Linked DNA regions of Homo sapiens: region 1 is linked to region 2. A link is an interaction called in ENCODE POLR2A ChIA-PET data of the cell type or tissue named here. Cell type or tissue: A673. All regions are shown on one strand. Links, peaks and the distances in the headings refer to the core of each region. The heading gives the core; the rest is flanking DNA.

The links. ChIA-PET counts read pairs that join two places held together with the same protein. Peaks named below come from ENCODE experiments on the same cell type or tissue, not always from the same donor. Only the 100,000 strongest peaks of a DNase experiment are listed, where the experiment ranks them.
Region 1: POLR2A ChIA-PET joins it to region 2 with 22 read pairs; 2 of 35 experiments call an interaction of 5 or more read pairs at or near these places.

Annotation. Positions count from the first base shown.
Region 1 is chr11:92,544,471-92,560,396 of GRCh38, reverse strand. All of the region lies in intron 3 of FAT3 (FAT atypical cadherin 3), which reads right to left. Among named protein-coding and RNA genes, the nearest start is that of FAT3, 330 kb to the right of the region's middle. RefSeq lists enhancers at 9,082-9,656, 9,657-10,231. In A673, for the core only: a CTCF peak has its summit at 7,224; DNase peaks (open chromatin) are centred at 6,826 and 7,246.
Region 2 is chr11:92,835,158-92,851,083 of GRCh38, reverse strand. It overlaps FAT3 (FAT atypical cadherin 3), which reads right to left. Exons shown (of 28, transcript NM_001367949.2): 16 at 14,381-14,518; 17 at 13,278-13,421; 18 at 10,325-10,522; 19 at 6,352-7,150. Among named protein-coding and RNA genes, the nearest start is that of LINC02746, 73 kb to the left of the region's middle. RefSeq lists an enhancer at 11,800-12,300. In A673, for the core only: no CTCF peak of the experiment used is centred there; a DNase peak (open chromatin) is centred at 7,403; H3K27ac peaks cover 1,476 bases.

The DNA.
Region 1 (15,926 bases), core at 2,857-10,856, 290 kb after region 2:
TCAAGAAAGTAAAAGACAAGCCAAATATTTGTAAATCATATATCTGACACGGGTCTTCTATCTAGTACATATAAATAACTATTACAACTCACTAATAAGAAGAAAAATAGCTCAATTTTGAAGTACTTAAACAGACATTTCTCCAAAGAAGACATACCAATGACCTAAGAAGAACATGAAATGTTCAACATCATTGGCCATTAGGCAAATGTAAATCGAAATCACAATAAGATACCACTTAACATCCAGTATGATGGCTAAAAACAAAAAGTCAGATGAGTTTTAAGGAGTGTGTGGAAAAACTGAAATGCTCATAGACTGATAGTGGGATGTATAATGGTGCAGCCACTTTGGAAACCAGTAGGGAGGTTCCTCAAAAAATTAAACACGGAGTAGTAACCATATGCTCCAACAATTCTGTTCCTTGATATATTTGTAAGAAAAGTGAAAATATATATCTATACAAAACTTATATATATTCATATCCTTGTTTCTAATAGTCAAAAGACAGAAACAATCCAAACGTCCATCAGCTGATGAATGGATAAACAAAAGGTGATGTATGCATACAACATTCAGCCATAAAAAGAAATGAAATACTGATACACACAACACAAATGATCCTTAAAAACATTATGCTAAGTGAAAGAAACCAGTCACAAAAGACTATATGTTACGTGATTCCACTTACATGAAATTCATATGAAATGTCCAGCATAAGGGCTGGGCACAGTGGCTCATGCCTGTAATTCCAGTGCTTGGGAGGCAGAGGAAGAGGATCATTTGGGACCAGGAGATCAAGACCAGCTTGGGCAACATAGTGAGACTCTCAACTATTTAAAAAAGTAGCTGGGCATGGCGGTGCATGCCTATAGTCCCAGCTACTCAAGAGGCTGAGGCAGGGGTATCCCTTGAATCCAGGAGTTCGAGATTGCAGTGAGCTATGATCATGCCACTGCATTCCAGCCTGGGCAACAGAGCAAGACCCTGTTTCAAAAAAAAAAAAAAAAAAAGGAAAATAAGTAAACAATCACCCAGCATAAGAAATATATATAAAGAGAAAGTAGGTTAGTTGTTGCTTGGGGCTCAGGGCATAAGAGAGCTAAAGGGTATAAGGTTCTTTTTGAGGTGATATAAGTGTTCTAAAATACATTGTGGTGAAGGTTGCACAACTGAATATATCTAAAAACCATTGAACTGAACAATCTGAATAGGTGAATTGTATGGTATGTGAATGACATCTAATTAAACTGTTACCAAAAAAATACATGCACACACAAATAACAAAAAGCATGTTTTAAATACTATATTATCATAAATCTCAATTTCCTCACCTCTTAAATGGAGAATAGTAATAGCAACCTTATTGGTTGTTGTGACAATTAAGTAAGATGTATAGAAGGAACTTAGCAGGACACCTAGCATGTAACAGCGTTCCAAAGGATTTCTTTAAATCACTGCCAGAAGCCAGAAAATCATTCTGGCTCAGTGTTACTATGCACCAAAGACTTTTCACTGATATTAATACCCTCTAAAAATCCTCCTTGACCCACATTGAATGGGGCTCAGAGGTGAATGAAGGTAAAGAATTGGACCCCTGGAAGGGTTCCAAAAGTTAGCTCTTTGTCGCCGAGGAGTACAGTTTTCCAGCCAGGTGCAAAGCAGCTATTTGGAAAGGCTCCTGAAAAATACTTCTTTGGGTAATCAAAAATATAAAAACACTACACAAACAATTTTGTCCTTGTATTATTAATTACCTTTCGGGACAGAAATAAAACAAAACAAATTACCCCTGCTGAGTAGTATGATAACCAGAGACAGCACCAGATGAGCTAAGCCTGCTTCATGCCAGAGACAAATAGGGCTTGCTCAGTGCCAGAGATAAATTGGACAGCCTTATTTCCTACTAGAAATAACCATCACAATACTAAAGCAGGTTTTAAGTACTCAGCAGCTTAAACACACACGTGCATACACACACACACACACACACATAAACACAACACGTGCACATATGAATCTATCACATACCACACTCACACTTTGGCTTCTGAGACCACTTGAAAAGTAATTGAATGCTAGTTTAAGCAAGAGCTTATCTTCAGGAATGGAAAATTCCCTCTTACCTAAATAAACATTTTCTATAGTTACTAAAATAAATTCCTATCAGTGGTTTGTAATTAAGCTTCCTGGAATAAGCATCCTGACAACTAAGTGCCTCTGTGAGGACAGAAAGTACCCTCTGCTCTCCTGGGGATCACAGTCTTTTGCATGCCTGGCAAGCCCAGGACTTTCCTAAAGAAAGATGCGCTTTATAGGCTGATTCATATCTCTAAGCATGTCTCACAAACCAGGGGGCAGCAGCAAATGCCTGAATGTGATAACAGGAGATATCTAGCCTGGCCAAATAAAAGAAGCCACTCCAAAATAAGGCTCATATAATATGTGGCAAGAGCCTTCAGGCTCACATTTTGTCAAAGGCAATCCTGGTGAATCTTCACTCCAAATAAGTTAGCCCTCAGGAATAGAGGATTGGCTCTTTTATTTTCCTTATTAAATTCAGAACATTTCTAGGTTCCTAGTATATCATAGGCCAAGATTTCAGGACATTTTAAGACATCACAGGATTTCATTTTCCTCCCTTCCACATCAGGACAAAAGTGCAAGTTTTATCACCTCCACTAATGCTCAGGAATTTAAAGGCATCCTACAGTCTGACTGGGGCAGAGAGCTGCAGTCTATACCTGCAGCATGGCTGGATTCAGGTGGGGCACAGAATCTGATACAGAATTTATCAAGAATGGACCAACCTCATCTTGGGAAGGTCAGAGCTAAGGAGATCAGTGGCCTGGGGTTCAACTGGAGAGAAATCTGGCTGACTTCTGGCTTGAGAGTTGGTCACAGCAGTGGGGACATGGCGATACAATGTATGGAGCCACTGCACCACGAAATCTTGTCAGTCTAAGGTAAGTAATCTGAACAGCTCCTTGGAAAGGGATTCAACAAACTCTCTTTAAGTCTTTGCTTTATTACAAGTCATCAGCCCGGGCACAGTGGGAGTCACAGGTGCAGGGGAATCCTGGGAGACGGAAAGACCTGAGGTCACTTCTCTGGCTCCTATAACAGGGTGGTAGTGAGGTACCGTGAAGGTAATAAGCAGCATAATGGTAAGGCCAGGAAACTTACGTCAGATGGAGTCAACATCCTCCATAAAATCCGAACCAAGTTATTCTGCAGAAGGTGAAGATGGAGGAGGGGCTGTACAGGAAAGTAGAAAAGTTTCAAGTAGAAACAGGGAAGAATGCAATAGATAGCGAAAGAAAGATGAAAACTATGAAAAATGGGTTTGCCAAGCAGAAGTTAGAGACCAGTTACAAAGCTGAAAACAAGATATGAATGAGTTGATATGAATTCAACAAATATTCATTGAATCCCTACTCTAAGCCAGGTTTAGATCAGGGGCATAAACAAATGAGGCAGTGTCAGGAGCTCAGGGCAGAGCTGGGAGACAGATACGTAAATGGTACGTTACATTTTAGGGTGTTATGAGTGTTGTAATTGGGCAATCATGGAGCATTTTCGAGGAATAATATGTAATGGAGCTGATTAGCAATTCTGTGACCTTTTTCTCTCCTGTGGTGGGCTTGGCAGCCTAAAAAGAGCAGTTACAACCAAGGACTGCAGGGACCCAGAGTTACAGCATGATAAATTGCGTGTGGAAACTTAAGCATGTTCATGAAACAAAGGTTCCTTGTAGTATTCCAGCACCTTGGAGAGTACCGCGCTCAGTGTAGGGCCTCACAGATATTTCTGATATCAGAAGATGAACACATGAATTAATTAACAAATCACCACAGCTTTTCAATGGGTAGGGAGGCATGTAAACAGAAAAAGAGAACCAAAGGATTATGAGAATTCAGTGTCAGGAATAGGACTTGATAAAAACATACCATCTTTGCCAAGGAAATGGGCTGAAGAATAGAAATGACTTAGATGGAAATGACCCATGGAGGCATTGTAGGCACTGAGACAAATGGTGAGGGCAAGGACAGAGAGGATGACGGCAAGCAAGGCACAGGGCACGTGACTGGTGGGAAAACATCCAGGAGTCTGGTAGATAACAGCTAAAAGAATAGCAAAAATTTAAAAGAAGAGCCTGGATATAAGTCACCTTGAATCCTCTTCCTCCAGGTTATGCAGAACAGGAGAATAGCCTTTACTTGATATGGTTTCCAGAAAAGTGCAGCCCTCTACAGTAAACTGAGTTGGCTATGAGCAAACTCATAAAACAATCATCATAGCCAACATTTGTTGAGCACTTATTATGTCCCAGGTGCTGAATTAAGCACTGTTTCCTTCATGACCTCATATAACACTCACCGTAATCCACAATAAACAGTACTATTATCAGTCCTATTTTTAAACCGAGCAGACCGAGGCTGTTAAGGTTTATGCTTACCTTGCCTGGTCACAAGCCACTAGTGGCAGAGCTGGGATATAAATGCAAAATCACACTCTTAACCAATAGGCTATAGAAAGGAACGACATAATGTAAGGTCTGTGGTGAGTGTGGTAATTTTATGTGTGTTTGTGTGTTTTTCATTAAAAACACAGAACTGCATAAAAGCCTTGGAATGAGTCTGTGAATCCTGCTGATTCTGCCAATGACTGAGCAGGGCTCTGACCCAGTCTTGAGGAAGAAGAGTAGCTGCCAGGATTAGTCAACACAGGCCACTGCTTTCCTTGTCTGCTCAGACACAAGGCACAAAGGGGCAGTGATAAGAGAGCAAGTTCTCTGCTGAGCTTGGCTCTGGGTGTTAGCTGAAAAGGAAATGACCAGAAGGTGGCCTAGACACACCTGAATGAACAAACCAATACAAGCCTTAAAGAAAAACTAGATTTGGCCCAGGAGTTAGAGGTACGCAAACTGTTATCCCAGAGGGCACTTGGCTTAATAAAAAAGAAAAACATCTTCAAATAACCACAGCTTCCCATTTCAATTTAAAACTAATTTTAAGGCACACAGTTTAAGTTATTTCCAATGCAAAGTTACATAATATTACTACTAACCGTAACCAAAGGAAACATATTTTCTCATTTCCCACTCAGCTATTGAAATCGTTAATGCTGCAATACAATCCCTATTACATTATTGTAGTGACAATCACAGAATCGCAGCATCATCTCATCAAGTTATCTCATATTCCAGGAAGAGAACATTTTTCTCTGGGTTTGCAGTACCTGCAAATTTTCAATTGAAAGCACCAACTAGTCCTAGATATAATGGGAAAAAATTGAAACAAGAGTTGATTGGTGTGTATAGTGGGTGTGTGTGGTCTCAAAGCTTTTGTCATGACCATAGGATTGAAAACCATTGCTCTGTAGTAGTATTTTCTTCCTAAGATACTGGCAAATTAGCACAGTCAGACAAATGAATAAAATGATGCTGCTGGCGCTTTAATCCCCAGTGGCATCTTCTCTCGCAGATTATGAGCTTCAGTGCAGCAGACACGGCAGGATCAGAAGCTGCAGAGAAGATGCTTCACACTTCTGTAGTGACAAGCGCAGCAGTGCACATGGCCATCAAAGAGACTGGCAACAACGCACCATGACACAGATAGCACACGGTTCTTCATAAGGAAAGGAGACTTTGCCTGTAACCAGCATGTATGGGCAATAGACAATATAAGGCCTGGCACAAAAGCGGGGCAGAGAATATACTCCTGACTTTTACATTATGTTTAGAAGAAGTGAGATCAAAATTGGTATTAGAGTTAGGCTATAACTGCTACCAGCATTGATCTCATGCACTAAGCCAGGGGTTGCTCCCTACTTCTACAGTATCCCCTCTAGTAATGGCTTTGAAATAGACAGTTAATGCTGCCAACTCCTCCATTCTTTTTTTTTTTTTTTTTTTTTTTTTTTTTTTTTTTTTGAGATGGAGTCTCACTCTTTCGCCCAGGTTGGAGTGCAGTGGCGCAATCTCGGCTCACTGCAAGCTCCGCCTCCCAGGTTCACGCCATTCTCCTGCCTTAGCCTCCCAAGTAGCTGTGACTACAGGCACCTGCCACCACGCCTGGCTAATTTTTTCTATTTTTAGTAGAGACAGGGTTTCACCGTGTTAGCCAGGATGGTGTGGATCTCCTGACTTTGTGATCTGCCCGCCTCGGCCTCCCACAGTGCTGGGATTACAGGCATGAGCCACTGCGCCCGGCCTCCTCCATTCATTTTCTTTCTTCCCTGAACCAAATCCTATCCTGCCCTGCATCTCACAATAACAAAGAAACAGGGAGCTGGACACGGTGGCTCACACCTGTAATCCCAGCACTTTGGGAGTCTAAGGTGGGCAGATCACCTGAGGTCAGGAGTTCCAGACCAGCCTGGCCAACATGGTGAAATCCCGTCTCTACTAAAGATACAAACATTATCCAGGCATAAAAGTGGGCTCCTGTAATTCCAGCTACTTGGGAGGCTGAGGCAGGAGAACCACTTGAACCTGGTAGGCAGAGCTTGCAGTGAGCCGAAATTGCACCACTGCACTCCAGCCTGGGCAACAAGAGTGATACTCTGTCTCAAAAAAAAGAGAAAGAAAGAAAAAAGAAAGAAGGAAGGAAGGAAGGAGAAAGAAAGAGAGAAAGAGAGAGAGAAAGGGAGAAAGAAAGAAACAACGAAAAAGGAAGGAAGGAAGGAAGGAAGGAAGGAAGGAAGGAAGGAAGGAAGGGACGGAGATTCTAGAATTTATGTCTACAATTTTCCCATCAATGCTCCCTAGAGTTTAGGTCTGCTCCCAGTGTGGCCAAGGGCCCAAGGCCCAGGTTCCTTCATTGTTTTGCACAGAAACATCTGGTTTTAATGTGTACTACCAGCCTTCTCACATTCTAAAGTTGAACAGATGCCCGGTAACCTACAGAACCCAATGTCAGAACACACTAGCCATGAATTCCTTCTTTCTGGAAGAAACAGCCCTCCAAACTCTAAGCTCTTTGAAGCTAATACTTGTGCCTTATTCATCTTTGTATCTAATGAAGTAGAGATGTGAGATACATCTTTTGGCACTAAGCAGGAACTCTGCAAACATTTGTGATACCTGATATTGGGCTTATTATTACTTCAAAAAGAAAAGATAGAAAATATCTTATATATGAACAAGATGTGACCTTTGATCTAAGAGTAAAGAATTGATGTTTATAGTTGCAAAAATACAACTGGAATATTAATTTTTCGCAGCATTATTGTAAAAGGCCATAAGGTGGTGATATTACTCCTTGAAAAACCTGTTTTGTTTTTTTGGCTTAGGAATGAGAAGAAGCTGAAAAGTGCTCTTGTTTTTCTGTCTCTCAATTTCTTTTTTTTCTTTCTGTCTCTATCTTCCTCTATTTCCTTCCATATTTCCTCTATTTCCTTCCATATTTCCAATTCTTTTTTCTTTTCTTTTATTTTTTTTTGTTTGAACGTGTCTCACTCTGTCACCCAGGCTGGAGTGCAGTGGCACGATCTCGGCTCACTGCAACTTCCACCTCTGGGGTTCAAGCAATTCTCCTGCCTCAGACTCCCCTGTAGCTGGGATTACAGGCACGTGCCATCATGCCTGGCTAACAATTCTTTTTTTTTTTCTTTTTACTGTAAGTTTTTAAGATATTATGAAAGTGTCAGGGACCATGTTAGATAGTGCTAAACATAAACAGTAGGCATTACAGCAAAAATGTCAACAAATCCTGAGACTTTAAGATTAAAGGCTTTGTTATTTATCTTGTAAATAGCAGACCATGAACTTGAATTCAGAACTCAGTAATCTAAAAATCATAACTCATTTTACCATATGAACTCATTTTCATCTTTCCCTCTCTCTCAACAGAAAATGAATAAAGTACATTCCCTATTTTATTGGCAATAGTAAATATAAGTTCTAGCATACATTTTAAGAACCAAAAATAGAATATTTTTTGTTTCTTTCTCTATAAGATTTTGAAAAGTGAGCTTGTATTTACTAATATAATTCCCATTTAATATTTTCCATGTGAGTATGTGACTTTTACAAAGAGCACTCCAATCTAAATTATTTACAATTTATTTATTCACATTGTAATTCATTAAAAACACATCAAATCTTTATTTTAAGAGAGAAAGAATGTGTCTCTTTAAGTGACTTGTCCATGATTTTCTACTGTTATTCAATAACTGCTTGATGCTGAGAAGGCAGAAATTTTCATTTGAATTCTTGTATTTAAATTTTTACATCACTGGCTGCAACCACGGGGTATGGGCAATTTGTAATGTTAGCAATTTTTTAGATGCTGAATATTAAAATCTACTTTTGTATTTCAAGGATTATTTCTAATTACATGCACAATTGCTGATCCATCTGCCTACTACATAGATGTCTGTGGTTATATATGCTTGAATAATTATTGAAAATTAAATAACATCATAAACAGTCAAATTAATTTATCTGAGCATACCAAAGGCAGGAAGCCTGCTCTAGTATAAAACATTATTTGCCTGGAGAAACATAAAGACAGATTTATCTTATACACCAAATTTCTCACATTCTATTCTAACTTGATGGAGTTTTCTTTGTTTTTGTTTTTGTTTTCTTAAAGAAACCCGAAAGTTGAAACACAAAACACTTGAGAAGTATTATGGAATAGCAACACACCTTAGCTAGATGAGTAATTTAAAATTTTAGTCTAAATATATTTCACTGTCAAAATAAGTCCATAGTGTGTCTCCTCTAATAACATAACCAAGTACAGCTGTTTCAGTAAGAAATGGTTTCTTTGAATGTTTTAAGATAATACAGAATTGTAAAAGGAAAGATTCCTCACTTGTCTTCTATTTCTACAATAGCAGGAGTCATTGTAAAATACAGAAGGTTGAACTGCAGGGTCTATGAAAATTGAGTTAATCCAAATTTCAGCAGAAGGCTTGAAGAAAAGTTTATTGATGAGAAAACACACACACACACACACACACACACACACAAAACAAAAAAAACATGGGACCAAGATCACCTAGGCCCAAGTTGCAATCAGATGGAAGGCAGAGGAGAATGAGGCCCCATATTTTAAATGCAACCAAGATGGATAGACATTTACAGAATAGTTTTCCCAGAGTAGAGAGATTTAGAAAGCCCTAGAGAATGCAAGTTTGAACCTTGTATTTCTACTACAGGTTCTTTCAGAAGGTGAAATTCAGACAGGATCCAGATACCTGCTGTAATTGAGGTATTTGCTCACCTCCAATTGGTCTCTAACTAACCTTTGGAGCTCAGCCCTGCCTCACAGGGATCAGATCAGGGCTGTGAAGAATAATGGGTGGACAGGTATCAACACTCTGTCTGAGACTCAGCCTCATCTTGGCCAGATAGTTCAGAATACGGGGACTGGGCGATGCTTAAAGACTGAGGATGGTGTGATTTCAAGGTGATATCAATAAATCAAGAAGAAGAGGGCTTCCAAATCAAATTTAATACCCAAGGAAAGATTTGCATTTCAATATGGAAGGGCACTCCTTTTGCTAAGCACTTTAAAGACCCAAATATACCCATGCCAGGGACATTTTAGCATGAAGCCTATAAAGAAGTACACTTGCACACAAAACACTCTCTTTTAAAAAAAAAAAAAAAAGATAAATGTGGCAACCAGGTGAAAGGAACAAGGTAATTCTAAAAGTCCTAGCTTTCACTTGGCAGGAGATTTGGGTAATAGCTTGCCAATTGCTGGTAACTGCTGCCAAGTATGAGGACTGCTGTGCTCAAATTGCTGGCAATGGCCACCTATTGTTTGTGAATGACTGTCTTAGCAGGGGACTCTGCAGAGAGGCTACTCAGGTCAGCAGGGAGGAGGATTTGGCCAATACTCCCAGTGGTCATCATAGTCTAATGCAATGAAGTCACAAGACAGCAGTTTTAGAATGAGGACAACTATGAAAATTTCCCTGGAAAAGATTCTGCATCTTGAGCCAGTATATATATTTAAATCTGCAGATAGATATATCCTCTGCAAAATAAATTACAAAATAATATCAATAATTATCCACTCTAATCACTGAACATTTACAACATCACAGTGAGCAGCTTCCTGGCTCTTCTCTCTTGGCTGGTGTTCTATTTCTTTAAACTGAGTGGTAATACAGTACACAATGCTCATATATGTGAAAAAAAGACCCCTTTTGGAAATTTTGCTTGGGGAACTCAAATACATACACCTTGACATTTCTTTTACAGCCTAATTTCTTAGCATTATCTGTGAAATACCATTTAAAGTGATTTAAAACAAAAATTGGCTTTTAATTCTTGAAAGTTTTTCCCTTTTCAGGTCAAGAGACAATGCAGACTCTACAAGCTCTAGAGTATATCAGAAGTGGGATTAATCCTAACTCTTCCATTTACAGGCTGTGTGATTATGGCCCATTTCTAAAACTCTCTGAGCTTCAGTACCCTTGTTTATAAAATGCAGCTAATCATAATGCCCTCCTCTGGCTTATTGGAATGAAATGAAATGAGAGTATATATGTAAAGCGTTCCTATTACTAAAAAATGTTGGGTATCATTAATCTCTCTATCCACGGTGTATTGTACAAAAAAACAGGATCTTGAGTCAATGAATCTGGCCTTGGGTCCTGATTCTTCTATTTACTAACTGACTCTGGCAAGTTAGATTTCTAAACATTAATTTCTTCAATGACAAACTTGGAGTGATTATATAATGCCACATTATATAATATCACTTCAGTGTGTTATTGTGAGCATTAAATAATGAATGCTAAGTATGTTTGGCAAAGATAAACCAAGATATAAGTTATCATCATCATCATCAACCTGTACCTTAAGTAAATGCCAAAGTCATAACATTGTCATATGTCTTCCTCTACCATAAACTGAGTCTCACTGCATAATCCATCTTCCAGCTCAATGGGGCCATGTAACCGAAGAGGAGAGAAAGGTACTTCAATGACTGCTGAAATACCAGTGAAAATGGTGGTAAGTGAAAAATAAATCCTTAATTTCCAGCATTGTAAGAGTAAATGATTCCTTTATGATTAAAGCAGCAGAAAACAGTTTGAATGGGAACCTTGGCTTGAAATATTGTAATCTACAACTAGTTCTGCTTGAATCAAAATACGGATTATTGCTGGCCCTAAATGAAAACGCCCTGATAGTGGGGATACTATCCAGGACAAGAAAAAATGTGAATGAGTCTGTAAGGAAGTGGATATCCAATAGTATCTATTACCTTTCTCAGAAGAAGGGGGGACAATTATGACATTTTTCAGCATTTAGAACCATTTGGCACCCAGAAGAAGTAATCTATAAAGGTGTTTTCAGGCTTATATAGCTTTAGAATCTGACAGTTAACATTAAGATCTTGGCAGTCTAATTAGCCAGGTTTTCTGCTTTTAATCAATTGACTTAATATACTAAATAAGAGAATATAAGCTTGATGCCAACAATACATGGTTGACACTGTTGGCCAATAAAAACTGCAAATGCCAACTTCTCTCACTTCTTTATTAAATTTTAAATTCCACACAAATAACCAGTCTTATCACTTCAGATAAGCTTTGGTTTAAATTACATTTAAAATATGTTTTTCACTTAGTAAGGAAAATACCCCCTCTCTCACTTCTTCCCTACCTTCCCAAGTCAAAAACAAAGCAAAACAAAAGACTTTTTCAGAAAGATCTTTTACTGAGGTGATTCATAAAAGTTACACTGCTATAGGTTTCTAGGGAAACTTAGCCAATAATCTATGTGCCAAGTACTTTGTACAAATTAATTTTTAAAATTACAAAATGCTTTGAAAATTGTTATAAGTGCCCTAAAATTTGAAAAGTTATCATCATCAGTTCAGGGAAAAGGCATGAACTTTTTGAGGTTTAAGCAACATCATTTTGCGAATTTCCTTTCTTTGCTGCTCCCTTTTCTTATGAAAAATAAAAAGATAATTCAAGGACTGAAAGGGAAGCCTAAGAATGTCCTTGTATTTAATCAGAAGAGCTTAAGCAAACAACTGTGCCTGAGAGAGAGTCACATGGAATAGACCTTCCCTAGGGAGGGTATTCTGTCAGGATGACCCACTGTTCAAAGGTCTCAAGAGCATAACGGGTGATAAAAGCCCTTGATACGACAGTATAAAATCCACTTCATCTCCATTTTCCTGAGGGGCACAACAAGGCTTAGGGAAGCTAAGTAACAAGTCACCAACATGGTAAATGACTGGACTATGGATTAAGTTCAGATATATCTGACTAAAAAGCCTGTAATTCTTCTATTTCTCATCAGACAGGATCGTTCTGCGTATACTGAGGCCTTGGGATTAATAAAACACTCTAAGGTCTCATCTGGAACAAATATTCTATAAATCAAGTGCTCAAGCTAGTACTGCTTGTAGATTCCAGCCAAGGCCGAAGATGTCTACCTGTCTCCTTTACCATGCCTCTCCACACAGGGCCAGGAGCCCAAGAAGCCAAGGAGATGTGCCCCCCAGAGCCTCTGCACAGCCCTCCACACATCAGCTAAATCTAGATTCTAGACCAAACTCTAGTTCCAGGAATTCTGAAATTATCTGCTCAAATGCCCACCTACTCTGTTTCAGGGCCAAGTGGGTCTCTTCACATGATCCATTATCTCTAGGGCAGCCCGTGCCTCATACTACCCAGGGCAGAAGGTTGGCAGAAGGATGGCTGTTGATGAGGGACAGAGCAGAGTGTGGGCCTGGGGTCTCTACATACATGCATGTGGTACACAGCTGGGGGTGAGAAGGGGAGAGGGCAGAAGCAGGGGAGGTAGGGCCTGCTCTCCTCCCTCTACCTCGTGCTGGTACTCAGAGGGCTGAAACAACTAAAAATTTCAAACCTGGTCTTTCAGGTTTGAACATCTGTCAAAGTTGGAAGACAGAACATATTTTATTAGTTTTATTTATTACATTTTACAGTTTTACACTTGCCGTATGTAGCCTCCCTTTATTCTCTTTTTGATCCCAGACCTGCCAATTTTAAGGCTATAGGCATGTTTTGCTTGGCTGGCACAAAATATTGCTTCTTTTCAATTTGAACTAACATGTATAATAATCAGGGGATTTCACAAGAAAACAGTACTTTGTAGAGTCTCTTGAAGAATGCAATATGGCAACTTCAGGGCAACCTTCCAGAGTCAATCATCTGTTGGGATTAAATAGCGGCTGCCCCCTTTTAGGCAGGGTGAGACTGGCTATTTGGCCACCTTTATTGGTTTACAGTAAAGCTTCCAGCCAGAACTTCAAAGCCAATGCCCTGCTTTCTTGGGAGAAGCAGCTCGATGACCAGCCACATTTCACTCCCTAATGTTACCTATCTGCTCATGTAGGCAGCATAAGGTCTGAGCATAAGACCCTTGATCTAAAGAGACCTTACGTATTATGTGAATCGTCTCACCTAATAGGATCATCTGGGGAAATTAATCTAATTGAATTCGTTTTGTGAACAAGGAGGTGTCATTTGGGGTGATTGAAGATATAACCCCTAGCCTCACAACTCTCTCATTTAAAACAAGAACATGCAGTAATTACTTAGATTGGGAGAGAAGCCTCTTAACTATTCATCTTTCCACTGTTCAGGGCAGGCCAACAAGCAGTTAGTTAGCGGAGTTCTTTCTGATTGTTCTCACTGGTAGCCCCCGTTCCCCACCCACTAAAAGAGCCTCATTGAAAAATAATGAATCCAAACAACAAGAATATAATTTGCATCCCCAAGTTGGAAGCTTAATATTCAAAAGAAGGGCAATTTTATTTGTGCTTCACTATGTACGGTCATTTTTTTAAATATTGAAAACTCAGTGGTGACCCTAATTTCAGTTAAGATCAGAAAACACCAGCATATGGTGCATGAAAGCAAAATTAATTATGGCCTCAACCTCCCTTCTTACTTCTTTCTCCTCATCATGTATTAATCTTCTGGGTACTGTTCTACATGTTAAAATACAGAGTATGAATTGCTGTTAATATGCTGTTGCCAGGTTAAAGTAGTAGAGAATGTGAAGATGTCAGAAAACAAATCCCAGAGAGAAATGAAACACTGTTTTCCTTAGCTCATGATTACCATACAAATAGACTCCTTCTGAATTTAAATTACAATGACAGAAAAATCCTTTACGTTCCCTTAAACACACTGACAGGGATGGAAGGGCAGAGGATCTGCACTCTGTAGATCGGGATATTATCACCACCCCTACAGTTTCAGATGCAAAAACACAATCCCACAACACAAGCTCGCTTTGAAACTTGGAAAGTATCATGTTGCAAAACATTACAGCAGACGACATTTCTTGAATTAAAAGCAAAAATCTGTTATCTTCAACCACAAGGAAAAGTTATTATAAACAACGTATGGAAAAATCTAACAAGCACGTGGAGAGAGGAGTAGAGAAAGAATGACAATTTCTCTAGTAGAGCTGTGAATGTTTCCAGGATCAAAAGCTTAATTTTAGAAATGCCCAGTCACATTCAAATATCAGTTATGAACTCAAGATGGAAAGGTTATTTGCTAGGCAACTACATGTCCAGAGGTGGCTCTGAAAGGGCTTTGCTGTATAGCATAAAACACCCATGACTGGATATGGGATAACGCTGTCTTAAATAGATGCTTGGCAAGGCAAATTCCCAAGCAAACCAGGACAGTAGAGAAAAGGATGTGCCTGGCTGTCTCTCTGCTTCCATGCCCTCATGAGTGCCTTGCCTTTTCTACCCTTGAGCAATTTACCAACACCTATCATGTTTAAAGAGCAAGTGCAAATCTTACCGACTACCTGGCCCTTGGCTTGGAAGATTAATGCATAGCCTGTAGACTGACTATACATTTGAACCACATTACTTGTTATCTTTGAGAGAGAAAATTCTAGCAAATTTATTCTATCACTAATTTAGCTATTCATTCATTTATTCATTCAACAAATATTTAGTAAATACCTACTATTGGCTAGTCACAGTTCAAGAAACTATATCCAATGGTGAACAAAAGGACAAAAACTCTGTATCCCTGGCTCTTCCAGTCTGTGAAAAAATAAAAGATCAACAAAATAAATAGGTCACATATATACCTTGTTAGATAGTGATGAGCGATAAAAAGAAATAAAGCAGGGAAGGGGCACATGAAGAAATGAGAATTGCAATGTTGGATTGGGTAACCAAGGAAGATCTTGTTAGAGGTGACACTGAGGAAGGCCTTGAAGAGAACTAGGGGACCAGTTACATGGACATCAAGAAGAAGAGAGGTTCAGGCAGCAGGAACAGCAACAGCCTTGGGGCAAGAGTGTGCCTGAGTGCTTGGGGACATGAGGAGGGCAAAGAGGAGTGAGCAAGAGGACAGAGAGGTAATGAATGGTTGCACGGAGGAGGAAGGAAGGCAGCAGATAAGACCTATCCTTAGAGGCTTTGACAGACACCAAATTTCTTTAAGCATCTGTAAAACAGTGAGCATTATCAACACATGCCTCCAACAGCTATGAAGAGTCAATAAGACTTTAGCACAGGGTCTGGCACACATAAGTCTCAAAACCTGTTAGAGCACTAGTATCTTCTTTGTGATTGCACCTAACCATAGGAAAGGCTGTTCCCTCTCAACCAGGAGCTCCCTGAGGGCTGAAGCGGTTGGCGATACCTTCCCTGTTCCCAGAGGAGAATGCTGAACCCTGGAAGCATCTGGAGTCTTTGTGAATCCTGAGAGCTTTCCTGACTGGGGGCAGGGCTCTGGGGCACCCATGCTACAGCTGACCCTGTTAAAAGTCCTGCTTTTATAGTGCAATTTAGTACTTGGAATGGGGGTGGCAGGTGATGGCAGACACAGTTTGTCCCAGGGCACATTTGATTGGCAGTTATAACAAACTGGTAGTTCAACACTTGCTTCTGTTTGTTTATTTATATTTATTGATACTTATTAGATGTACATATTTT
Region 2 (15,926 bases), core at 5,238-13,237:
ACCCCATCACCACCTTCTCCATCTCAGGTGCAGGTGTTTTTTCATGCACCTTGTCCACCAGGAGAAACACGCACACCATGTGACCATTCCCTGAAAGGTTTTCCACCTCCTGATTTTTTGCTCAGGTGGAAATTTAGGTCACTTTCTGTAGAGGTGACAACAGGCAATTCACTTCAGCAGAAGCATCAAAGCTTTGGAACATGCAGGGAGGAGAAGGGTGATCCTCTGGAAGTTTTATAAGGTTTCGCTACCATATTTATGACTCTCCTCTCCTATCTCCCCAGCATTCCCGCAGCCCCCTGGATTAAGTCTCTGCTTTTAGCCAATATTTCAGTATCTAGCTGTGATTATTATGCTGCCACTTTAAGCTGATTCAACCTCTTGATTTATGTTGCTGCCTCATACATTGAATAATCCAATAACTAATGGTAAACATCCCATGCCCTGAATTCACGTGCTTTACCCACATGCCATGTCCTGGCAAATGCCACATAAGTCAATAAGCTCCCTTCTTAATTCATGGCCTGTGAGAAGTTTTAAAAAACGGAAGTCTCAACTTTGAAGTCATTTCTTATGGTTCTCTCGGAAGCAGAGAATCCTCCAGATGGTGTTTGCTTGACTCAGCCATATTTTCTGTATGATTTCACTAAAGGCCAAGTGCAATTTCATTCAAGACCTCCTCTCTGGGGCAGCTGTGTATGGGTGGACTATAGAAAGGAATACACATACACTGAGAAGCTGGTATCACCACCAGGATGGGGACCTCCACACCTCTCCTGGCAATGTGGGACTCATGCGTACTGGAGATGAGGGATCTGCCGAGGTGTATTTCTTATGAATGAAAAATAGAAACTTCCCAGTTTGTAGGGAGTTAACCTGTTAAGATTAATAGACAACACTGAGGGTTACTCAAAGCCACTGGGATTGGCTCTCTCCTTAGAAAATTAGCATTAGCAAACCCCGGCCAAAGTGCAAACCCAATTTCAGATTCTTCTCTGCTATATAAAAACACATCACGAACATGTTTTAAGTGTCTGACTACCTCACAGAAGCTGTCATCATTTTATTTTACAGTGCTTATTAGAAGTGCAGTGGCCACCTGTCAGCAGGCCTGCTTTACCTATCCTACCTTATCCCTCCGAAGGACTGTCCTGACTTCTTACCACCCACCCCACTGAGCTCTCTGTCATTTGCCCAATGCATGATGCTGTTTCATGCTCCATGGGAATGGGGATCACATCAGCCTCTTTCACCACTGTATCTCCAGCACCCCACCCAGGGCCTGGTGCAAAACAGTATTCAATTAACTGCTGAGAGAATAAGTAAACAAAAGGATGCTTAAAATGCATCCTCTACCTGGTAAAGACCTATTGTGACATGCTTCATTGCTTCCAATGTCTTTCTTGTACTCCTCCAAGTAGAGCTGATAACTCCCTCCTTTATGCTTCCTCCGTGCCCCAATAACACCATCTATAACTTTTTACAGCACATATTTGTTTACAGTCAAGGAGCAAAGGAACTTCTTGTGTTTGGCTAGGAAGAGGATTCAAAGGGTCATAACAATTATCCTTAGTTATCCAGAGGGCAGCTTGTAGAAGCAGGGTTAGCCAGGTTGGGTCTGCGTGGCTCTGAGGGATACAGCTAGATGATGTGACAAGGAGAGAGGTCCTGGTGTGCTATAAGGCAGAAGATCATCTCAGTGCTGCCTTGTGAGCTCCCAGTACTGGTGCTCAAACTTTGGCTGAATTACTATGCCAGGAATATAGAAAATAGGATGTCTGCTGTGGGTGGGAGTTTGGATTAGGAAACTTCTGAGTTTCTTTCAAATCTGTGCAGAAGTGGTAAGCTGCTGTGGTTAAAAAATGCTTTGAATAAGAGAGTCAAGGATGAATCCTGGCTCTGTCATTGACTAGCTCTGTAGCTCTGTGATTCTGAGTGAGTCAATTGACCTTTCCAAGTTTTGGTTTCCTTAATTTTTGAAAAAAGTTAATGAGACCTACTCTTTAGGATTATAGTAAGAGTTAAATGCAATTACATGTATGTGAAAAACAGCATGCGAACTGGTCATGGCTTGATAAACATTATCTGTTCTCTCTGTCCGTACCTCGATCCGTGCACTGAATTGCACACCAGTTCTTAACTCCATGCCTTGGCTCTCATGCCCTTTGGTTTGGAATCCCCTATCCTGGTCACCTAGATAATTCCAGGCATCCTTTCAGACCTTGCTCAGGCAGCACCACCTCCAGTGATTCCTCTTTATACACTGAGCAAACCCTATGACAGTGCCATCCCCCACTGGTTGAGGGCATGGCTGGTGTCTGACTCATTTCTGTACATCGCAGGGCTTCGCCCATGGCAAACACTCCATCCATTTCATTTGGAGCACTAGGTTCCATTCTATATTACATTTCTTAATAAAGACTTGACAAATCAGGCATCCACTTCTTCCACCACACCCATAAACACACTGGTTGTAAACTCTGATGGTCTCACTGGCAGTCCATCCAACTGGACAAGTGTGTCCTTTTTGATATATTTATGTATTAGATTTTTGAATGCAATTTTTCAAAAATGGACAATCAACAAGGCCCCATAGGCTGCCGTGACACCCCTTTCTCTTGCACATCTCCTATACGGGCTCGAGGACATCTATCATCCTCAATTAATTTAAGTTGGTGTCAGTCTTTCTTACTGAAGTGATAATGTTCATTGCACCTCTGAAGTTCACCAGGAACCACCTCACAACATCAGACCTTTGTATCTCTTGAAGTTTGTTCAGACACGATGCTTGTTTGTAGCTGGAGTCTAATAAGCTTATTTGGCACCAAAATTCAAGTCTGCTTTCATTTTGTTAAAACAACTCAGCATTTTGGTTCAAGATGCTAATGATGATAATTGGACCAAAAACTCTCTGTATGAGAAAAAGATGAGCTGGAAGTTGGGAGGAGGATAGAATATTGAGGCCAAATTTGTCTATACATTACTACACAGCCCAGAGTGGACAGTTACCTCTATTTATCATGCTAATTATTCCACCAAGTGGTGGGAAACTCCATCTAATGAATCTGCCGACCTCCTAGAGTAAACAGAAGAGCAGCCAATACTAATTGCATGTGAGTGTGTGCACCTGTGGGTGCACGTCTGTGTGTGTGTGTGTGTGTGTGTTTGGGGGGAGGGGCATTTATTGAATTCAATTATTTTTCCTTTCCAATAAACAAGAAAATGCCTAAAAATGCCTAACGCTTACCTTAACAATTCATGGTTGTATTTTTATTTGAAAGATAATTCTAGAAGTGAGAAAGCTATTGCTATTAAAACAAAGAGCCTGCTCCTGCCCCTGGAGGAAACGCTTTCCTCTTTATCTTGCTGTGTGATTTCTCAAAGTTTGGTTTCCTGACCAGTAACATTAGAGTCATCCAGGCTACATGTGTAGAATCCTAGGCTCCACCCCAACTGTCCATATCTAAGTGTGGGGCTCAGCAATGGGCATTTAGTAAGCCCCATGCACACAGGAGTCTGAGAGAACTTCTGCCTTACTGGGATTGTATTGTGAGGCTGGCGATCATTCTGCTAGGAAAATCACATTACGGTCATGAATTGCTTAATAATGGGGATATATTCTGTGAAATGCATCGTTGGGCTATTTCGTCATTGTGCAAACATCATAGAGTGCGCTTACACAAACCTAGATAGCACAGCCTACTATGCACCCAGGCTATATGGTACAGCCTATGGCTCCTAGGCTACAGGCTTGTACAGCATGCTACTGTACTGAACACTGTAAGCAATTGTAACACAATGGTAAGTATTTTTATATCTAAACAAATCTAAACATAGAAAAGGCATAATAAAAATATGGTATTATAATCGTATGGGACTACCACTGTATACATGGTCCCTTGTTGATGAAACGTTGTTATGCCATGCATGACTATATTTGAGGATTCTTATACAGTACATAGCACTGAGGTTATGATTCACATTTAAAAAGGAAGAGTCCCTGTTCTTAAGATGCAGATAATAAAGTAGGGGCCCAAGAGGGCCCTTTCTTGAATCAGTATGCTACTCTCATCAGCTGTATGGCCCTGGGCAAGGCACAAAGCTACCACATCTATAAAACAAAGATTATCATGTATCACCTGCTGAAGATAGGGCTGGGCTAGATGACCTTTGGAGCTCCTTTACCACTAAAATCTAGAATTTCATTTTATAGCTTAATTATAAGAGTGACTTGAAGGTGAGAAAAGGCTGAGAGCTTGGCCTGACTCTGCACAAAGCTCTTCTTGAGCAAATGCTGGCTTTTCAAACCCAGAAGGCCTCCTCTTGGGATGGCTGGGGCCTGACTCACAAAACCTTCTGGCATTCTAAATTTACTGGGAGTAGAAAGGTTTATGGAGACTAGAGAACAGGGCCAAAACATCACTTTGAAACATATTGCATTTAAGACATTAGTGTCTTATGTAAAATCAAGAGCAACCCCTCTATCTCCATCAAAACCACTCCTCTAAATCCTTCTTTTAAAGAATTATTCAGTCTGCTCCCTGCTCCCACCCCAGTCTCTTCTTGATGAAGTCATCCCTGAAGACCTAGCACATTGGTGGTCTCTGTGTACAGATACTGCAGACAGCTTTCCTTTGACCATAGAAGGGATTCTGTCCCTTCCATGCCCTAGCATTTACTGTAGCACTGTTACAGCAAGTAGGTGCTTGCAAGCTGACTTTACAATTGTCAGCTCCTAAGGGCAGTAACTGTATCTTTTTTGCTTTGAATCTTTAGTGCCTAGGACATTGCTGCCTTCACAGATTTTTTTCAGAAATAAATGAGTTCTCAGAGTACAAGGATTAATTAGCTGGTATAGTTTCGTCTTCAGGGTCTACCCTGTCCTGTCCTGAACCCGTTTTGAACCCTGGTGTGAATCACCGCATACAGACCCTAGCAGAGCTTTGGTGTATCAGTTTGTCAACAAAGGAAATCTAGATAAGGCCCAGACAGCTGGCATTCATAAATTCTGCATGTTGGTGACATCTGCCAGAAATGCATTTCACCTAGCATGCATGCTTTGAGTTACTTTGCAGCTAATTTACATATTAAACAAGTCTGGACATCCCTGCTTCTACCTGATGCAATCACAAACAGAATTCACTGGATACCACAGAGAGCAGCTGGCACACTGATGGGCTGCTTGGAGCCTGTCAAAGTGTCTCTCAGAGGGAGTTATGACCCCTAGGGCCTCCCTGTGATGAGCTCATTCTCCAAACTGCAACCAAGAACTTTCTGCAAGGGAAGAGGCCGGGGCCCTGCCTGTCCCCAATTACCTAAAGGATGTTTTACAAATGGCCTCCCTCTGGCCATGGTCCCTTTGGACCAAATTCACACTGGCTAGAAAAACTCTGGCTGCAATTTTCTTAGAAGGGGGCAGTGAATTTATGGCTCCACATGTCAGACGGAGGAAAAGAGAGAGAGGGCAATGCTTCTCATCGATCACTACGGGCATGTGACTCTGTGCAGCTATGGCTTTGACTAGTAAAGGTCAAAGTTCAGTGACTCCAGTTACATCAACAAACATGAACCATTCCTTCCCTGCCACTCTGAGGGCTGAATCCATCCCTTGACTGTGCTCCTGGACATCTGGCCTCTGTTTCTCACTGAAGCAAATCGAACTGCCCTTACCCTTGGCAACAGCTTCCTAACTTGTTTCCCTGCCTCTGGCCTGGCCTCCTCTAATCCATTCCCCTCTGCAATCAGCACACCCTCTGTGAAAGACAGATCTGATCCTGCCATTTCTTCGCTTCTCATCAGCCAATGGCTCTCACTGCCTTGGGATAATTTCTAAACTCTTCATCTTGGCTAATGGCCCTTGTGTGATGACTGGGCCTGCTCTCAAGCCTTATTTCACATCCCAGCCCTGCTTATTGCAGCCAGAGGAAAGCTCTTTCCATCCCCAGTGTAGGTTCCTCTTATGCCCCTAAGCCTTCCTCATGCAAGCTGCCCCTTGCCTAGAAGGCTCTCCCTCCCCTACCCTGATTCCTACTTGACCCTTATCTCTACCTAGAGGATACTCCCTTTGGGGAAATCCCTATCGGCTGGGTCCTCCACAGGACTTTGTATGTTTCTTGACAATATGTATAAAATAGGCTCGCCTGTTTGTCTGTCTGTGCTGCTCACTTAGGCACAGCTACATGGGACTGTACCTCCTGCAGCCCCAGCATCTATCATGGCTTTTGGGCACACAGTAATTGATCATTTAATATTTAGTTGAACGAATGATTGAATGCAGGCATGCTGGAATGGTAACTCATTCTACTCCTACAATCTCAGGAGTTGAGAGGGAACACTCAAAACTGCACTCACCATTGCAGGTGCAACGCACGTTCCTGTAGAAACGCGGACACACAAAGCTGATGCGAGCCGTGCTGTAGGTCATGAGCGCGTGGGAATCGAGTGACAAGCCTTGCTCACAATGCTGTTCCTGACAGTCCAGCCCTGAGCAGTTCTTCTCCAAGATGGCTGAGATGCGCATGATATTCTCCAGGTGTCTTCTAGCATTGGACAGCTTCTGGATCAGGTAGGCTGGCTTGTAGAACTCGCTGCTGTGCATCTCCACCGCAAACAGCATGTCCAGTTGGTTGGTGCCTGCCACGGGCTGGATGCTGATGATGCGCAGGCTGTCCTGCTTCTGGGTGAGGACTGCATTCCGCAGGGTGCGCCGGAACCCATGCATGTGCAGCCCCACGAAGTCCTCAGGGGACACATTTTCAAAGCGGATGGTGACAGTGTTCTGCAGCATCTCATGCACCAACTGCTCCACATGCACGACCACATCAATGGGTACCTGGAAGCGACCATCACTCACAGACACATTCAGGACATACTTGCCGCTGTCCAGGCCTCCCAGGGCGATGATTTTCCCATCGTGACTGTTCACTTTAAATAAGCTTTTCTGCTCCGATTTCAGGGCAAATGTGAGCACATCATACATGTCTTGATCTGTGGCATGAATCTTCCCAATGACCCCACCAGGAAAGTCATCCTCCATGGTGACAATGAAAATTTCCAGGGGAATGGCTGTGGGCTTGTGGGTGCTTTCCTCAATGACTCGCACGCGGATGTAAGTGTGAGAAACTTGCTGGGGTTTGCCTGAATCCTTTGCCTAAAACAACCAAGAGGTGAAAAGGCAACAAAGGAAGAAAACTAATCATAGTAAGTTTTTAAAAACCCGCAGATAGAAGACGTCTGTACCTTTACGTTTGCTTCTTCCTTCATTCCTTGCCACTATTCTGAAAAATGCTGAGGATGTGCGTTTAAGTAAGAGGAGTGATTTATCACCTTCTATCCCCATATGTACACTCTGTTATGGACAATAAAATGTATCAACACAATAAAGCCGGCTGGGGTGAAGAGAGAAGGAGGACAGAGGGCTACAAGACTCAACATGCCCACAACAGGCTGAGCTTGTTTTAATTGTATGCAGCAACCACAGGGGAAACCTCATAAAGTGGTCTTTCCACTTGGAGGAGAAATTTCTGTTTTCTGTTGGATTATTTCCTTTTGACTGGACCCAGATAGCACCTTTCTGCATATTTAAGAAATGACATAGTTTAAGTGGGAATTATATCATGGTAAGGTTTCAAATAAAATATAATACACTGAAAAGAAAAGCTAAGTAGCTTGATAAAAACCCTTTTTCTCTTCCTTCCATGTGTAAGAATGAACAGAACATCCACTCTGGCAACAGGTCTTTACTGAACACCCATCGCATGCAAGGTGGAGGTATTCAGTAGTGCAGAGCTTCAGGAGAAGGGCAGATTCCCATGGGCTGGGTTTATGGAGCAGGTATCTGAAGATGTGGAGCTGCAGTGAACCCTGCAGACCAGGTGGGATCTGGGGAGAGATGTGTCCTTGTATGTGGAAGCCAGTGAAAGAGCCGGTGCCTGGGCATCACACAGACCTGAGTTTGAATCTTGTCTCTGTCACCCACTACATATCTGGCTTTGAGTATGTTAGTTAACTTCTCTAAGCCTCAGTTTTTGTATTTTTAATATGAGTAAAATAGCAGCATCAACTTCACAGGGTCCTTCTATTGTGGGGATTAAAAGAGAGTCAGTGCAAAGCACTAAACCCAAGGCTAATCCATAGACACACTTAGTACTTGATGTTTCATGTGATTGTTATTTTTATTTGTTTATTTGTTTTGTTTATTTAGAGGCATGGTCTCGTCCTGCCACCTAGGCTGCAGTGCAGTGGTGGTACAATCACAGCTCACTGCAGCCTCAACCTCCTGAGCTCAAGTGATCCTCCCACCTCAGCCTCCTGAGTAGCTGGGAATATAGGTGTGCACCACCACACCAGGCTACTTTTTTTTTGTTTTTGTTTTTGTAGAGATGAGGCCTCACTATGTTGCCAAGGCTGGTCTTGAACTCTTGAGCACAAGCAATCCTCCTGCCTTGGCCTACCAAAGTACTGGGATTACAGGTGTGAGCCACTGTGTCCATCTGTTGTTATTTTTATTATTGCCATCATCACATGCTTTATTTGATGGATGATGTGAACAAGAGATGCTGGAATGTAAAATTCATGGAGAAGGATATAACTTTAGCAGATGAGACTGAACTTGAAGTCAAACTGTGGAGTGCTTCAAAGGAGAGTGACAAGTTTAGACTTTATAGGCCAGAGGTTGCCCGTTCACATGTCAGAGGCCAGAAAGATGAAAGAAAGGCATGAAGCTGCTGGGTATAAGGTGAGAGAGGAATGGACCTGTGGCCAGAGAAGGACTGGAGAGTGCTGCCTGTCAAAAGGTCCTGAAATTCAAAATCTGAAAGTCTGGGGCAGAATTCAGCCTGCAGGGCCTAAGTTTTCAAACACTAGAAAACCAACAGATAGTTTTACTTTATGGCAGTGATCAGCAATCATTTTCTGTAAAGCACTGGATAATAAATATTTTCAGCTTTGTGGGTTTTACAGCCTTTATCACAACCATGCCAGGCTGTCCTATGCAAGGAAGCAGTCACGGAGCATACCTGAATGAAGGAGGCTGTGTGCCAGTAAAACTTCAATGCTAAAAACAGGCTGAGGGCAGGATTTGGTCTAAGGGCTGTAGTTTGCTGGTCCCTGACTAAGGGAAATGATGTACTCTAAGTGGAATGATTAATATGGGAGGGGTGAAGAGTTGGGTCAGAAGAGAATGAAGCTGAAGCCAGAGGAAGCACCCAGGAGGCTCCTGCCACAGTAGCATGATGAAGGGGCTGTGCAGAATACAGTGAGGCAGTGGCAATGGGAATGTGACTGAAGAAAGGAAGAAAACACAGGACTCAGTGGTAGTTTAATACAAGGGACTGGGGGAGGGAGCCTTTTACAAAGATTCTAAAACCTGAGATGTGAAATCTGCTCCATATCCGGAGAGGATAGGCAAACTGTCCTAGTTTCTGTGAGAAGGCACTGAAAAGCTCTTCTTGCCTTGAGTACTACCCTGTGATATAAAATTATTTACACAATATTGTTGGAGGAGCAGATGGCAATTGAAGAGTTCATTGATGTGCTTGGAGCTGGCAGTCATTAATTTAGAAGGTTTCATGGAGTAAAGTAAGGTGTAATTTATCCAAAGAGACAATGTATATTTAAGCCAATGCTATACCAATACCAATAATTACTATTGCTATTATTGTCACCATTAATAATGAGTCTAGGTTGCCCTCTGTAAGCAACAGTGGATAGAAAAAGTCACTCAGTTTCCCTGATGGGATCCAAATCTTGGTATTTGCAGAAATCATACATGGGAACTTTCGGAGGCCCTCTCATTTCCTGCTCCTTCTATACTCTGCATACCTGCCACGTTTGCCTCTTTGGCCCATTTTACGTCACACAGGCCAATGAACATGAGGAACTGACATGCTGGGGGCCACTGCCAGCTGAGTCCTTGGTCCCCTCCTGCCTCACTGGGGAAGGCCTATCAAGCAGAGGCATGAAATGGCTAAGTCCCCTTATGACAGGGATTGGTAGCTGTCCCAAGTGGGGTAATGTGATGGGCAATAGCATAAAGCAGCAGGAGTTTTTAGAATGCAGATTTAAGCCCAGTGACCATCTGTTGGGCATACTCTACAGGAATGTCCTTCCTGAACAATGATGCTTCCCTTCCTTCCTGTTCAGTTTCACACACAGAGGCAGCTTTTACTGGTGTGAAATTGAATTTGAGATTAAAAGGGGGAACATTCCCGCATGGTAATGAATTATGTTGACTTACTCAGCAAAGAAAAAAATCCACCAAAGGGGACAGAAACAAGCATGAGAAAGAAAGACAGCACGACGGAGACAGAGTGCGATGCCATACCTGGACACACAACACGTATTCCAGAGACTCTGTGTGCTGGAAGACCACAGCCGACCGCAAGATCCCATGAGGGTCCAACACAAACTCCTCCTCTTCATTTCCCGACAAAATAGAGAATGAAAAGGGAGGCCCATTGTGAAAGGAGTCTCTGTCTGTCACCACCAGCTGCAAGATGCTGGTGCCCACTGGCTTATTTTCCTGCATAAAAGAGTATATAGTAAAAATGAAGATAAAAATTACACTTCTCTTCACATTCATTAAAACAAAACAAAACAAATCAAAAATACCATCATTTCAGGCTGAGAGTGCTGAGCTAGAAAACAGGGCTTTCAGCAGAAGGGATTCCCTGTGACATTACCTTGTCTTCTGAAAACATGTTGGTGTCTGTAAGTGTCATGTTCCTTATCTTTGGCTGCTTCCCACAACCACCTATGGGACAATCCTCTACTGGTGTGAACACAAGGACTTGGAGCTGCCTGGGTTTACAGGTTCCGAGCATGGTGCTGGGTGCACCTTGTCCTGGGTTAGCTGGCAATGCCCGAGCTGACCTGAAGAGCTCCACTGGGATGGGGAGGCACTTCCTCACACACACATGTCACAACACAATTATGCTGAGGCCCAACACTAGATACAATGTCACAGCATTAGATTTTTTGGGGGGACATCCTGGCAACTTCCTAGTCAATATACAAAGGCATATTCCTGGTGGAAAATGGGGCTTTATACCTTACCTAATTCTCTAGAACACGGTTTTGCCATGTTCCTTTAGGGAAGCGAATCGGGGTAAAACATTCCTCCATTTGACAATGAACAGAACAGGAATCCTTAATTTTGTCAGAATTCTTGGAAGTCCTGATTCTATTACATAAGCATTATTTTGCAGAACTTCTCTGCTTTTTTCCCCAAATGGGAATGCAAAGCTCCTTCTTGGGTCAAAGGTCATCCTCACGTTGAAAACGGCAAATTAAATCCTCTGTAGCTCAGGTATTGCTGTCCTTTCCCCTACTCTGTTTAGACTTCAGCAATACCACAGCTTGGGCCTGAAATCAGTTGTATCAGCTCAGGCCTCCTGATGCCATCGACCTAAGGATTAAACCAGTTTGGGTTGCAGAGATGGAGACGATGATACACTACAGTTTGGAGGGCAGGCCCAGTCAAGTTTTATGTGTTGAATTAGTCTTATGAAAACCATGTGTGGAAATAAGAACGTCATTCAGGGTTGGGAAAAAGGAGGCATATTTTTTGAAGAAGAAAGAGAAAAGGACTGCATAGACCTCTTATTTTGCTCCTTTTCACAAGTGTCCTTTTGGTCATCAAAAACTAGACAGTGTCTCCCTCTGGAATCAGTCGTGGGACCACCATAGCCCCACATATATTTACTATTTCACACTGACTGATTTGTTTGCTTACTCTCTAAAGGCCGCTTCCTGCATAGAAGAGAGGGAGAGAGACAATGTGGCCCTCAGGGTCAGCATCTGAGAAGAAGGGTATAAGGTAACATAGACATGCCTGCCCTGCGGATAGGGGCCCCACCATCACTCATGGGCTGAGCCTCTCCGTGCTTTCACTGTTGACCTCCTGTTGCGCATTTGAAAACAGTCTGTCAAGCTGATTGATGTGTGTCATAAAACTGAATGTTGAGTAGGAGAAACCCACTTTGTTTTGGGGTTAGCAAACAGAGGCCATGAGGGCAGAGAGCACCCTTGTGAGCAACAGTCATGGAGAAGAGTGAGCTGAGAGAAAGAGAAATGGAGGAAGGTGTGGACTCTGGGCGAAGCTCTGGGGAAGCAGGAGTGTGGTGAGAATGCAGAGCTGCTGGAAAAAGCATCAGAGAGGAGGAGAAAACCAAAACACCACCAGGGAAGGAATCAGATTTCGCTGACAAAGGGGTGGGAACCAGCAGACAGCTGCTTCCTTCAAGGCTGCCTCCCAGTCTGATTGCTGGACAGCTCAGTGGCCCTGGGGTCTGAGGAGGCCAGCTATGGATGGTCAGGCTCAAATTCTTGAATGTTATTCCAAAGGGGACCCTCAAGAGCTGGCCCACTCACATTTCACCTTCCACCCACAAAGCCCTGGGACTCCTTTGGGGTGATTCTGAGGCCAAACTGGATCATGCAAGAACTAATTCTCTAGAATACCTGTGGCCCTCCAAGTCATGCATATCACTCTGTCTTCTCTAAGTCCTCTACACTGACAGTTTTCCTGGGCTAGATTTCCTGATCCTCCTAAAGTTGGGCTTTCAGCTCCTAGAAATACTGAGAAGTAGAGGACGCTCAGTACCTAGCACTGTGCCCGTGGAATAAAAAATAGATGGGAAGAAGAGTCACTCTCTCTTATAGCAGAATACCAGCAGTAAGTTACTCTATCCTGCAGTCTGATTTTAAAGAGCAGGTGGATTTAAAGTGTTAAACAAATTGCTTATGGAAGATTAATTTTAATGAGTACCAGCTCTATCCTGATGCCCAATCTGTCTTTGACTGATGAGACAATGCGTATCAATCTCTGTCATCTGCCAGAATAGCATAAAGTTGCTTAAAGGTAGCCTGCCACTGGGGAAAGAGAATTCTTTTGCAGAAGACAGCCCCAAGTTCAAATCCTGACTCTGCCACTTACCAGCTGCATGATCTTTGGTGAATTACTTAACCTCACAGATCCTTAGCTCTTTCCATTATAAAGTGGGGACCAATCCACCATCCCTCTTCACAGTGTTGTTGTGGGGAGAGACAGAGTGCATAAAGCACCTGACAGTTGAAAAAAATCCACCCCTCAATAGCTCTTACTCACATTTATTAATCATCTGTGGTAGAAGAACTAGGTTCTTTTTCATACCTGCCCTATGAAGGGATGAGATGACATTAAGTAATAGTAGCAATAAACCACAATGAGTAAACCACAGCAGAGGAAGAAAGCTGAATGCAAAGGGACAAGTGCTTGGCAGGCAAGATTTTCTCACCTGAATCACAGCAGTATAGTTGGCAGGTGTAAACACCGGGCTGTTGTCATTCACATCAGAAATATCAATGTTGACAGTTGCAGTTGATGACATTGCAGGAATGCCACTGTCTACGGCCTGGACAAGCAGAGAGTATCCAGACACCTGCCAAGGTACAAAGAGGTGACAGTAAAGAGGTGTAGCGCTTCCTTCCTTCTGTGCACACACAGAGGAACTGGAGCTACAGGCTGTGCTTTGTTAAAGAGCAACCATCTTTAGTTTGATTTTCCAGACCGGGTGATTCTTGGCACCACTGACATTTGGGTCTGGATAATTCTTTGTTGTTGGGGGCTGACCTGTGCATTTTAGGATGTTTAACAGCAACCCTGACTTCTGTCAAGTGGGAGGCAGTATCACCCCCTGCCCAGTTATGACAGCCAAAAATGTCTCCAAACGTTGCCAAACGTCCCTGGGGGACAAAACCACCCTGGTTAGTACCCAGGCTCTGGGCCTTTGCTCAGTGCAATAGTTGTCACTGCTGATCTGTCTTATTTATCAATGTTAATATTTCTGGGGTTATGAGCATGTATCACCCAGTAGAGTCTATCTGCTTTTTAGCATCATTGCCATGTCATCCTTTTCCATATTTAATTTCCCTTCGAAGATGAATATTTTTTGGTCAAGAAAGACAATGTTTAGAAACTTCACTTAACCTTGGACAGAGAAATTTTTTGGACTATTTTTTCTGACCTAGATGCCTTCAGGTGATCTTTTTGTACCTGCTCACCGAGGGCTAAAGTTGCTCATAAAGTCAGGATCACAGGGTCCCAACACCCTGAAAGTATTTTTCTGTCCCTTTGCTCTAGGAAGGGCTAAAATTCAAACCACCTAGAAAGATACATATTTATCTTTTCTTTAAAACCTCCATAACCAGCATCTATTATAGGTAGAAAATTCTATCAAAGGTCTAACCCTAATATTTCATGCTGCATTTTAGCCCATCCTTATTTACTCTCATTACTTAGAATGGAGAACTTTCCTATTTACACCCGTGGAGCTTGTGCCCCTGATTCTAGGAAAGTGGTGGATGTGGATGGGAAGGAAACTGTCCTAAACTAGCTTACCCGTTCCCGGTCCAATTTCTTCTTAACTTTCACAAGTCCCAAGACAGGATCTACAGTAAATTCATTGTCCCGATCTCCATTCACAATGGAAAAATGAATCTGTCCGTTGGGCTGGCTGTCTACATCTTCTGCTATTAGCTTCATGGAAAACAAGCAAAACAAAGAAAAGACATGACATAAGGCAGCAAAGGTTGATTCTTAGGGTCCCAGGTCTGTTTAAATGGGTGCAGCTGTGACAGTTTTCTCGGGAGCTCTGCTCTCTAATGTTAGTGACCACGCCCCCAGCAGAAGAGATGATTAATCAGCTGAAGGAGGGTGGCACCAGGCCCGCAGCTGCCATTTTATTTTTATGTTAATTTTTTACCTGCCCACAGCCTGATGCCTGTTAGGCCTGATTTTCCTCAGGGTTTGAGACAGTATGGTTAGAGCCCAAAGCTAATGGACAGGAACGCTTTGATTTCTTCCCAATCCTGCAAGTAATGGTCTCTGCCATTGAGTGAGGGATTCTCTAGGCCTATGCATTTCCATGTTAAGGAAGCCAAGAAAGTTCCCCTTCCCACACAGCAAATATACCGCCCCTCTGTCTATTGCTCCAGGTTGATGATGTTGAAATTTATATGTATGGAAACAGTCATGTACTTTCCAGGAAGCAGAGTGGGCCTGAGGGGTGCACTTCTGATGTATAAGAAATGTACTGTCCTCCAGCAGAGAGCGGCTCCACCCTCATCCTGCAATGAGATGACTTGGATGGAAGGGACCTGCCAGCCAAGGGATGGGGAAGGATGGTGAGGAGGGGACTCTTTGTTCCAAAATGTAATTTGCGGTCTAACAGAATCTGTGTTCTCAGGATACATGGCTTGTTCTTACTGTTAGACAGAGTTCCCCCTGGAAAAGTCTCCTTTAAGAGTGGCTAGTCAATCTTAGGTTTGCTCCAAATTGTAGCTGCCCAACTCTGTGTGTCTGTGTGTGTAGGGGGAAAGGGGGACAGGGATTTTATTTGATCCTCAGCAATCTAATAATTTTAAATTGTAAATTGACAAATCATAGTTGCATATATTTATGGGGTACAAAGTGATGTTATGATTTATGAATACAATGTGGAATAATTAAATCAAGCTAATTAACACATGAACCATCTCAAAAACCTAGCATTTTTTGTGGTAAGAACATTTGAAACTTACTCTTAGCCGTTTTGAAATGTACAATATACCACTATTAACTATATTCATCATGCTGTGCAACAGATCTCAAAAAAAAGAAAAAAAGAATATATTCCTCCTAGCCACCTAATAACCTGTCATATAAGTTCACATCTACATAGGGGGCCATCATTAAAAATTCATCCCATGGTCTGTTTTATTTTCTCAAAAAAGATATGCTCCTGGGAAATAAGTGATTATCAATCACTAACACCTTGATATAAATTAATCTATCAGACTCTTCCTAATATACAAATTACAGAAGGAGCCATAGAAAGATGGCTCCTATTCTTGGGGACAAATGGACACTGAAAGGGGGAAGTGTGAAGAAAACCCAAGACGGACTT